Regions from separate parts of the Homo sapiens genome. Here region 1 is linked to region 2. A link is a contact called in ENCODE Hi-C or POLR2A ChIA-PET data. All regions are on one chromosome and are shown on one strand. The core of a region is the stretch at or near the end of the contact, and the rest is flanking DNA. Distances in the headings are between cores, read along the strand shown. Region 1 holds the start of ABAT (4-aminobutyrate aminotransferase). Region 2 holds the start of NUBP1 (NUBP iron-sulfur cluster assembly factor 1, cytosolic).

Region 1 (5,736 bases), core at 1,126-3,625, 2.1 Mb before region 2:
TACTGTTTTTGCAAATAACTTAACATTTTGAGATTTGTTTTGTTTTGTTTTTGAGACAGGGTCTCACTCTGTCACCCAGCTGGAGTACAGTGGTGTAATCTTGGCCCACAGCAGCCTCAACCTCCCAGGCTCAAGGCTGCCTCAGTCTCCTGAGTAGCTGGGACTACATGCATGCGCCACATCGCCCGGATAATTTTTGTATTTTTTGTAGAGACAGGGTTTCACTATGTTACCCAGGCTGGTCTTGAACTCCTTGGCTCAAGCGATCCTCTTGCCTTGGCTTCCCAAAGTGCTGGAATTACAGGCGTGTCACCACACCCAGCCCCATTCAATATTTCATACCTATGTTTATTGTTCAATTTCATGCAACAATTTCCCTCTGAGTCCCTGCTGTTGTGCATTCAAGTTGTTCCCAGTTTTTCCCTGTGATAAACAAAATGGTAGTAAGCTACTTTATCATTAAATCTTTGTACCTTTAAATGTTTTCAGATAAGTTCATAGGGATTGGATTGCTAGATCAAAGGGTCAACTTACTTTTAAGATTTTTAAAATAGAAATACCCAATTTCCCTCCAGAAAGGCTGTGATCTTTCTACTGCCATCATCAATACATGAAACTCCTTGAAGTCTTTGCAAAGAATAGTAATTATAATAATAAAAACAAGGTCATTTTGGTAGGTAAACTCTTTCCCTCTTTTGGTTTTAACTTGCCTTTCCTTTTCAAAGTGTCATCTCCCATGTTTATTGGCCGTTGTATTTCTTTGGGCAGGTCAAGGGTAGTAAAGGGGATTATGTTCATGGCTTTGGTTTTAAGAAAAAATTGCTAGATTTTCAGCACAGGCCTCATCAAGTTCCTCAAGCAAGGTGACAATCACCCAGGCTAGAGTGCAGTGGTGCCATCTCACCTCAGTGCAACCACTGCCTCTCCATTCAAGCGATTCTCATGTCTCAGCCTCCCAGGTAGCTGGGATTACAGGCAGGTGCCACCATGCCAGGCTAATTTTTGTATTTTTAATAGAAAGGGGGTTTCCCCATGATGGCCAGGCTGGTCTCGAGCTCTGGGCATCAAGTGATCTGCCTGCCTCGGCCTCCCAAAGTGCTGGAATTACAGGCGTAAGCCACTGTGCCAGGCCTCAATTATTCTTATTTACTGCTCTGTGTGTGTGTGTGTGTGTGTGTGTGTGTGTGTGTGTGTGTGTTGGGGGGGAGGGTCCCCAGAGGTGACACTAGGAGGTGAATGATTTGTTTGGCAGCTTTCTATTTATCTATGTGTTTACTTTATCTTAATTCTTTAATTGCAAGGACTATAGCGCTTGTGTAATCAGAGATAGGGCAGCCTGGATTCCTGGACAGCAGGAGGAGAGACCTCAGGGTTCTACAAGACTCCACAGACCAAGTTATCAGTGATCAGGGTGAGTGGGGAGAACCAAGCTGAACTCTTTCTCTGCCTTTAAGGTCTGTACTCTCCATCCATCCATTCATTCATTATGAGGACTTGGTGATCGCCTGTTGTCTTGATGAGCAGTTCTTTGTGTCTTTGATTTTGTCACTGAAAGATTGCATCCTCTTTCCAAATACCTCTAGAAAGCTGTGGGGGGGCTATCCATCCGTCACACCTGAGTATTAATTATCTTCCACACAGCATTTTATACAACGGTAGAAAGGCACCTTCATCATATCTAGGGTCTCGTTTATACCCACGAAGGAGGTACAATCTCTGTTGTCCCAATTTCAGGAAATTGAGGATCAGGAGGCGCAGTGACCTGCTCCAGGTCATGCAGAAGGAACCACCTCTGACTCCCAGCGCCCTGTTTGTCTTCCGGAGCGCTGGGGCCAGGCGGAGGAAAGTAGCTGGGAGCAAGAAGGGCTGGCAGGGCCCTGAGCGCCGAGATGGGGAGTGAGGTGGGGAGGGCGGGATGCTCCTTCCCTTCTCCGCAAAGGAACCCCTTCTGATTCCGACTCTGGAGCTCCAGAGACCGGATCCGAGACGCGGGTGGAGGTGGAGTTACACTCGCCTGCAGCCCTGAGGGTGTAAATGGCCCATTAAGATCCAGGTTAAATCAACCTATGGAGCTGCCCCCCAGAGGGTCAGGGTCCCCACAACTTGACGGGGGTCCTCAGCCGTCTCCTCCCCAGTCCCAGGACTCCCTCCCAGCCCTCGCGGTCCCTCTGGTGGGTCCCGCCCCAGCCCCCGTCTCCCCCGCCCCCGGAGGCTGGACTCTGCCCCCGCCCCGCCTGCCACCTCCCTCCTGGGGGCGGTGGCCCGTGGCGGGCGCACCCATTGGCTGTGGCGAAAGCGAGGGCCGGGGCTGGCGGCGCTGATTGGCCGGGACGCTCGGCGGAGCCAGGGAGTCCGGCGAGTCGCTGGGGGAAGTCGAGCAGACACCCAGCGCTGCCGGAACTCGGGGCGCGCATCCCGCAAGTCGGAACCCGGCGGATCGGATCCCGCAGATCGGAGACGGGGCCTGGAGGTGAGCGCGAGGCGCCGGGTGGCTTGGGACGGGCCCTTCCGAGGGGAGCCGAGAGGAGGTCCTTCTGCCCTGCCCCCAGGAGCAAAACCTGGGCATCTTCTCCTGGAAACGGAGCCCTCATCTTCCCAAGACGCGGGGCCCTCCCCCGAAAAGACAGGGGCTCCCACCCCCCAGAGAGCAAAATACCTTCCTTTCTCCTTCAGAAATGGGCCCTTCCTCCTGGCTCCAGCTCTAGACAGAAGTCCTCTCCCTTTTACCGCTTGAAATAGAATGCGGCCCCAAAAAGTGGTCTCCAGGTCTCTAGAGCCCCCTCACCTCTTGGGAGACTGATGCCCCTTCCCCATCCTTAGAAAACTAAGTTTGGGTGTCTTCCTTCTCCCCTCTCTTTCGGAATAATGGGGGTCTTCTCAGCTTATAAATTACAGTGACCTCCCCCTCCATGACAAATGGAAGCTCTCCCCCCATCATAAGACAAGGAAATCCCGGAGCAGAGACTCTGCAAGTCACCCTCCCACCCCAGATACTGGGCTCTGGAGAGATAGATGATTCACCCTTAGCCCTGCCGGAGACCCCTCCCTACCCGTCAGAGAGGCAGGGTGGCCTCTGACACCACCACATTAAAGGCTTTTGGGGATTTCCCCTCTCCTCCCCAGTAAAGATGTAAAATGAGGGACCTTCATACTCAGGAGCAGGGCAAAGGTCTGGCCACCCCTCCAAGTCATCCACCTCCCTCCACTCCACCCAAGCCCTTTCACACAAACCCCATCCTAGTAACCCCCTGCACCATCCTCCCACCGCTCCCAATCCCATCCTTCTCCACCTCACCCCAACTCCACTCCCACACCTGGCTGCCCCACCTATTTCACATCCTCTCACCTTTCCTCACCCACCCTGGCCAAGGTAAGACTAGAGGGGGTTCAGCGAGATTTAGTAAGACTGGAGCTCTTAAAACTGGGATCTGGGGCCTAGAGGCCCTTCCAGGAGTCTTCAAACTCTGACAACAGAGATGGCCTCTGAGGCAGCAGGACCAGCAGAGACCACCCGCCACCTCTCCCCCGCTCCCTGCCCCAACACACGCACAAAGGCTGTGTTCAATGCATTCTCTCTTGCAGTCTGGGAGGACAGCTGGCCCTCTTCCAAGAGGGCCCGCATTTCCCCCCTAAAGTGTGCACCCCCGCAAGCGCCTGTGGACATTGCCTGGTGGAATTCCCTGGGCACTCAGCCAAGAGAAATGGGTGCTGCTGGGCCCATCCACTGGGGAGGAGACAGTGTTGGCTTTGCTGCTTTGATGAAGCTAGACTAAGGGACAGGATGTTGGTGACCTGGGGGTGGGGAGGGGGTGGGAAGAGCTCTTCTCTGGTGGGTCAGGTTGGGAGGCAGGAGAGAGGGAGGCAGTGAGTTGTGTCTTGCTCTTTGGAGCCTGTGTTGCGGCGTGGAGTCATAGAGAAATGTGTTTTCTCGAGGCCCAAAGAGGTTAGCCACGGGGAGAGGTAAATGGTCCAGTCTGGAGTCCTAAGACCTAAAAGGGCTTCTGCATTAAAGACGTGGCCCCTTCATTTGACAGTTAAACACACAGAGGCACAAAAGGGGAAGAGACTTGCTCAAGGTCACCCAGCCTGTGGGAGACAGCTGGCCCCAACCCCTCCAGGACCCTTAAGGTGCTAGGATCCCTGACACAAGCCCCAGTCCTCACATTTACAATGGGGACTTGGGGACTGCTGGGTCCCAAGTCCCCACTTGTCAGAGGAAGCGCCAAGGCTCTGCAAAGGTCATGAAGCCAGGAAGGGGCAGAGCTGGAACTCAATGCCATCCCCCAGCAGGCTGCCTCGTGGAATCCATTCCTGGGTGTCAGCGCATCCCTGCTTACCCCGTGCGATCTTTGTGTTGAGGCCATTGCCAAATCTAGGCTTGCCAAAATCCAAACTGACCCAGGATAGCTAATAAGATCAGTTGCAGCTAATGAGAATGAGATGCTGGAGTGGAGGCTACTGCAGGAACCTCACTTGCATAGCTGGGTTTGCTCCAAGAACTTTGGACAGGTCCTGAGGATGTCATATTCCTTCCCTCCAAGGTCCCCTCCCTCTTAGCCCCTGCCCACGCCCTCTGGCTTTGAGTTCCCTGCACATTGTCTCATCTCTGTTCAGAGGCCTGCGTCTTTTCTCCTGGGGCATTGCATGGGAAAAGAGCTGAAATTCTGGCAGATTCTCTAGGACCACCCAGCTGGGCAGCATGGTCTGAAGTAGAGGCTCTCTCTGTTTCTGCCCCCACCCAGTTCCCAGCTAAAGGATTGGTTGTTGTGCCCCAACTTTGCCAAGGCGAAGTTCAAAGCATGAGGAGGACCACGGTAGAGAGGCCGAGAGGTTGGTCCCTGGAGACCTCTTATCTGGGTCGAGAGCACAAATCTGCCACTTAGTGTCTGATCTTAACCTCTCTGTGACATATCCTTGGGGTAAAATGAGTTAATCCTCATAAAATGTTTAGCACACAGCAAAATGAGCAGAAACAATGATTACAAGTGCAAAGTCATAAAACCTCTAATCATGAAGTGGGGAGGTGCTTATGCCTTAAGGCAAAACTTGTAACCCTTGCCGTAGATAATCTGCCAGGGCCAAGGTGCCTGGGGACAAGGGGATGTCTTCCTAGAGAGACAGTGTAGTATGTGGAATGGACCACAGACCCTGAAGCCAGATGGAGTAGAGAGTTGGCCACTGGTAGTGGCTGTCTATGGAAACTTAGGCAAGTCATTCATGTCTCTGAACCTCAGTTCCTCGTCTTTGAATGAGGTTTGTTGGGGTTGGACATCAGAAAAGAGACAGGTCTAGATGAGGGGTTCTCATTTTGGGCACTGTTGACAGTTGGGTCAGAGGATTCTTTGTTGTGGGACTCCCCTGTGTATTGTAGGATATTCAGCAGCGCCTCTGGTCTCTACCCACTAGATGCCAGTGACACTCCCTACCCCATGAGTCATGTCCATCAGAAATGTCTGCAGACATTGCCAGATGTGCCCTGGGGAGCAAAATCATCCTTTTCCTTCGCTATTGAGAACTGCTGGTCTAATACATGGCCTTAAACATAGTTGATACTTAATATAAAACAGCTTCCTAGCTGAGGCGGGTGGATGGCTTGAGCCCAGGAGTTTGAGACCAGCGTGGGCAACATGGCAAAACCCCATCTCTGTAAAATACAGGAAAAAAAAAATCAGCTGGTCATGGTGGCATGCGCCTGTAGTCCTAGCAACCTGGGAGGCTGAGGTGGGGGGATTGCTT
Region 2 (5,114 bases), core at 2,221-4,720:
GAGAGCACAGGGGTGGCTCAGCTCAGTTCCAGGTGTTTCACCTCCCATGGGCGAGCCCAGACCTTCTCCTAGCCTGTGTACCTTTAAGTGGCAGGGGAGCTGGAGAGGGATTAAAACAGGCAAAAGCCCCATTACAAGCTTTTTCTTGAATCACATTTGCTAAAGTAAGTCACATGCCTGAGCACAGAGTCAAGGGGTAGGATGGAACCCCCTCCCCGCACGTGGGAGGGCACTGCAAAGTTCAGCAGCCAAGGGCACAGATCCAGACAGGGAGAGAAGTGGGGTCATGTGTGCTACCAGCCTACCACCTAGGGGTGCAGCTGCTGACCTGATGTCTGATTGGATGCAGGGGGTGCTGTGGGCGTCTCTATGGACAACACTGACCCCCATCCCTGTATAGGTACGCCACCCCACTAATCAACAAGAGGAGTCTGTGTCTGTGACACTTTGACCGAGAGAACATGGTGAAAGTGACTGCCACTTCCCAGCTTTGTCATTCCCAGCTGCCATTTAAAGGGACACAGGCTAGACCACTGAAAAATGAGAGAGGGAGGCCACGAGGGGGGAATCAAGGCCAGTGTGAGAGTGAAGCCATTTGAGACCTTCCAGCCAACTCCCAGCTGAATGAAGCCACATTAAGGGAGCCCAGGTGAAACCAGAAGAGTCACAGGAAGCAATAAACCATGGTGGGTTTAAACCACTACATATTGGGGTGACTTGTCACACAGCACTTGATCACTGATGGAGATGGAGAAAACTAAACAAGGCTGATACTCAGATTTACGGCTTGAGTTCTTAGCCCAGGGGTCATGCCCTGTCCAGGTATAACAAATCCAGAGGCAGGAACCGCCTTGAGAAGAAGTTGTAGACGTTTATTTGTTACGCTTGTGGGATGTCCATGCAATAAAATCCAATAGGCACAAGGTAGGATCCACAGATCCGAACTCACGGAGCAAGAGGTGTGGGAGCTGGAGACAGAAGATGGATAGCATCAGGGCTGTCAGTTGCTTGCCCAGGAGGAAGTGGGAAGTGGGACTGGAAGTGGCCCAAGAACAGAGTCTTGGGGAGCACTCACCTTAAGAAGCGGCCCTGGCCAGGCGCGGTGGCTCACACCTGTAATCCTAGCACTTTGGTAGGCTGAGGCGGGTGGATCACCTGAGGTCAGGAGTTCGAGACCAGCCAGGCCTACATGGTAAAACCCCGTCTCTACCAAAAATACAAAAAATTAGCCAGGCGTGGTGGTGGGCACCTGTAGTCCCAGCTACTCAGGAGGCTGACACAGGAGAATTGCTTGAACCCGGGAGGTGGAGGTTGCAGTAAGCCAAGATCACACCACTGCACTCCAGCATGAGCAACAGAGTGAGATTCCATCCCACAAAAATAAAAATAAAAAGGAGAATAACTTGCATCCTGCCCTCTAATATACAGTATAGTGATTAATAGCAAAGGCCCTGTATCAGACTTGGTTAAAAACCCAGTTCTGCTCTTTCTGCCTCTCAGACTGTGGACAAGTAAATCTTTGCAGCCATCTTATCACCTGTAAAACGGAAATGACAACAGTCCCTACCTGATAGGTGACTTCCTCTCTGCTCTCCAGGCCTTTGCTGATGCCCCATCACTCTGGTCCTCTTCTCCCGACCAGACTGTGCTCCAGATGGCAGGGTCCAGGTTAGTCTGGAATCATTGGCATCTAGCCCAGTGCTGGCTGGGACCATGTGTTACTAAGTGCAGGCTCTGCAGCCAGACAGACCAAGTTTATCACCCTGGTTCCCCTGCTACCAGTCATGCGACCTCGGGAAAGTAGTTTACTTTAAGCCTCAGTTTCCTTATCCAAAAATGGAGACAGTAGGACTATGAAAGGACATAAATTAGGTAATTCACATGAAAGCACAAAGATGACAGCTGCCAAACGGTAAGTATTCTACAAAATGCTGGCTATAATTAGTGGTAGTGACAGGCAGCTGATACACTGCTGTTTAATAAATGTTTCCGAGGCCGGGTGCGGTGGCTCATGCCTGTAATCCCAACACTTTGGGAGGCCAAGGCGGGCAGATCACGAGGTCAGGAGATCGAGACCATTCTGGCTAACATGGTGAAACCCTGTCTCTACTAAAAATACAAAAAATTAGCCGGGCGTGGTGGCCTGTAGTCTCAGCTACTCGGGTGGCTGAGGCAGGAGAATGACGTGAACCCAGAAGGCGGAGCTTGCAGTGAGCCGAGATCCCACCACTGCACTCCAGCCTGGGTGACAGAGCGAGAATCCGCCTCAAAAATAAATAAATAAATAAACGTTTCCATATTCTTAGTGTCTGGGGCTAGGTAAAGTTTGTTCACTCATTAATATTCCAGGTGCCAAACCTGTGAGCAATGACACTCCAGTAGCAATGAGCATTTGTGGCATCCACATCTTGGTTTCTGAACTGTTGTCTGCTAAAAAGTAACCAAGGCTCCCTGAAGAAATGACTGCAGCAGGGAGAAGGGATGACTGAAACATCTTGTATCAGAAAGCAAGAAAATGCTCAAAGAAGCTGGATTAGTGCCCAAAGAACATAAGAACTGTCTTGAAGGGGCTTCACTGGCCACATCTGGGGGAAAAAAAATCGACCAGAAAGAATAATAATTGATTATAAAAGACAATTTTAAAAAATCCAGGAATCCATAGTGAGTCTTCGAAAAAAAAGAAAAAAAGAGAGGGTATAAAACTGATATATATTTATCATATATATAATCTATAGTTTTATATATATATATATAAATGCTGCTAAAATCACTGAGTGAAAGGCTGATAGAGAAGAAGATGGTCCCAGAGAGTACCTGTTAATTACAAATGGAAGAAGGAAACATTAAATGGAGAAATGGGGCAGACACCACCTTTAGCAAGCGATCAAGCTTCACATTACCAAAAACGGGACAAACTGACATTATCCAAGTGTGTTCTGCAGGAAAAAAGAAAAATTAACCTTTATCTAATTACAAGGCAAGAGGGAGGGGAGGATTAGACAAATCAAGAATATGGGATATTCTATTACACAACTGGTCTGGACCCGTCAAAATTATCAAGGTGATGAGACCCCCCCTAAAAAAAGAAGGACTGATCTGAATTAAAGGAGACCGAAGAGAAATAACTCCAGGCAGTGAGTGAATCCAGCAGGGGAGGGGGTCTAACAACTGAAATTGAAATATAAACTGTCTATTGGCTAATACTGCATTGGCTAGTACTGCATCGATATTAAATCTCTTGGGTATGAAAATGGCACTGATGTCATGAAGAATGGCTTTGTTCTTAGGAGATGCACTGCAGAAGTATTTATGATAGGAAATCTCTGAAAAGGAACAGACGTTGAGTCCCAGTCTTTCGGCCCAAGGTTCGCGCGTGCGCACAGCCCCCTTTCCGAGACTTATTTCGCGCGGTCGGAGAATCAGATTGTGCCCACAAGGCGGAAATGTACGACAGCGGGTTCCGGTGACCACGAAGGCGGCAAAGGCGACGGAATGGAGGAGGTGCCTCACGGTAAGCTCGCGGAGGGGGCGTGGGTCGCGGGGCGAAAGTGTCGGGAGCTGCTCTAACTGTGGTCTTGTCTCTGCGCAGACTGTCCAGGGGCCGACAGCGCCCAGGCGGGCAGAGGGGCTTCATGTCAGGGATGCCCCAACCAGCGGCTGTGCGCTTCTGGAGCGGGGGCCACTCCGGACACGGGTGAGAAAAGGGCAAGGCCTCAACAGGAACTTAGAGGCGCAGGCCCGGAAAAGGCGGGGCGTGGGAGGGAGGGGGCGGGATCTGCAGAATGACTGACAGCGGCAGGCTAGAAGGTATTGTATTCGGAGAGGGGTGGGGCCCAGAAGGGGCGGGGCGTGGAAAGTGGGCAGGGTGAGGGCGGAGCTTGGAATGACTGACAGGAACGAGGCCTTTAGAAGGCGAGCGCGAAGGACCTGGCGCGGATGGAGGGTGGAGACTGACCGGCGCGGAGTCGAAAGGGACATTAATTAAGAGGGTCGGGGCCAGAGGTTTGAGTGACAATAACAGACCGCAGAGAAAAACGGGATAAGCTTCGAAGTCGGGGAGTCTTCGGACTTACATCCTGGCTCTGCCAGCTACTTTCTTGACACAATTTTCTTCCTTTTGAGGAGTGATTCTCCCACTCATTCAGCAGAAATGTGTTGATCGCCTCGTAGGTTTGGTGCTGTCCTGGGGACACAGCTGGGGATCAGGCGTGGTCACTGCTCTAGTGGAGTTTAGCTTTACTGGGGAAACAAACACGTGAGCTAGCAACTAAACCACCGCAGCTTTAAGTGCTGTGAAGCACAGATTCCAGGATGAGAGGACCCAGGGAGCCTGCTCAGAAGGACCTTAAAAAGCAGGAGGCAGGAGGACAATATTTTTTTTTCTTTTTTTTCCCCCTTTTTTTTTAGACAGAGTCTTGCTGTGTAGCCCAGACCAGAGTGCAGTGGTGTGATCTCGGCTCACTGCAACTTTCACCTCTCAGGTTCAAGCGATTCTCGTGCCTCAGTCTCCCGAGTACCTGGGACTACAGGCGCCTGCCACCACGGCTGGCTAATTTTTATATTTTTAGTAGAACCAGAGTTTCACCATGTTGACCAGGTTGGTCTCGAACTCCTGACCTCAAGTGATGCATCTGCCTGGGCCTCCCAAAGTGCTGGGATTACAGGCATGAGCCACTGCACCTGGCCAAGGGGGAGAATCTTGAAGGAGTTCAGAGAGAGACTTGGATTTGATTCTTGGATCCATGCGGTGTGACCTTCAGCAATAGTCCTAACCTCTCTGAGCTTCTGGTTCCTCATCAAAAATGGAGACAGGCCGGGTGCAGTGGCTCACGCCTGTAATCCCAGCACTTTGGGAGGCCGAGGCGGGTGGATGGATCACTTGAGGTCAGGAGTTCGAGACCAGCCTGGCCAACATGGTGAAACCTGTCTCTACTAAAAATACAAAAATTAGCCAGCATGGTGGTGCATGCCCGCCCTCGAGGCTGAGGTGGGAGGATCACTTGAACCCGGGAGGTGGAGGTTGCAGTGAGCTGAGATCGTGCCACTGCACTCCAGCCTGGGTGACAGAGTGAGACCCTGTCTCAAAGAAAAAAAAAAATGAAGAGAAAAATAGT

Evidence for each region. A loop is a pair of places that touch in the nucleus more often than their neighbours do. ChIA-PET counts read pairs that join two places held with the same protein, here RNA polymerase II (POLR2A). Pooled maps may share reads with other maps.
Region 1: a map of CD8-positive, alpha-beta T cell shows a loop between it and region 2 (20-fold over the local background). The contact joins the promoter of ABAT here to the promoter of NUBP1 in region 2. A Hi-C loop is called at or near these places in 3 of 168 maps with a recorded cell type or tissue (CD4-positive, alpha-beta T cell, CD8-positive, alpha-beta T cell and naive thymus-derived CD4-positive, alpha-beta T cell) and 9 of 50 pooled maps. POLR2A ChIA-PET finds 5 or more read pairs at or near these places in 1 of 52 experiments (activated T-cell).

What each region holds. Positions count from the first base shown.
Region 1 is chr16:8,672,242-8,677,977 of GRCh38, forward strand. It overlaps ABAT (4-aminobutyrate aminotransferase), which reads left to right and starts at 2,376. Exons shown (of 16, transcript NM_020686.6): 1 at 2,376-2,470. RefSeq lists enhancers at 1,373-1,874, 1,875-2,374 and a silencer at 1,969-2,428.
Region 2 is chr16:10,740,372-10,745,485 of GRCh38, forward strand. NUBP1 (NUBP iron-sulfur cluster assembly factor 1, cytosolic) reads left to right here and starts at 3,471. Exons shown (of 11, transcript NM_002484.4): 1 at 3,471-3,511; 2 at 3,590-3,694. The coding sequence starts at 3,493. RefSeq lists an enhancer at 3,280-3,329.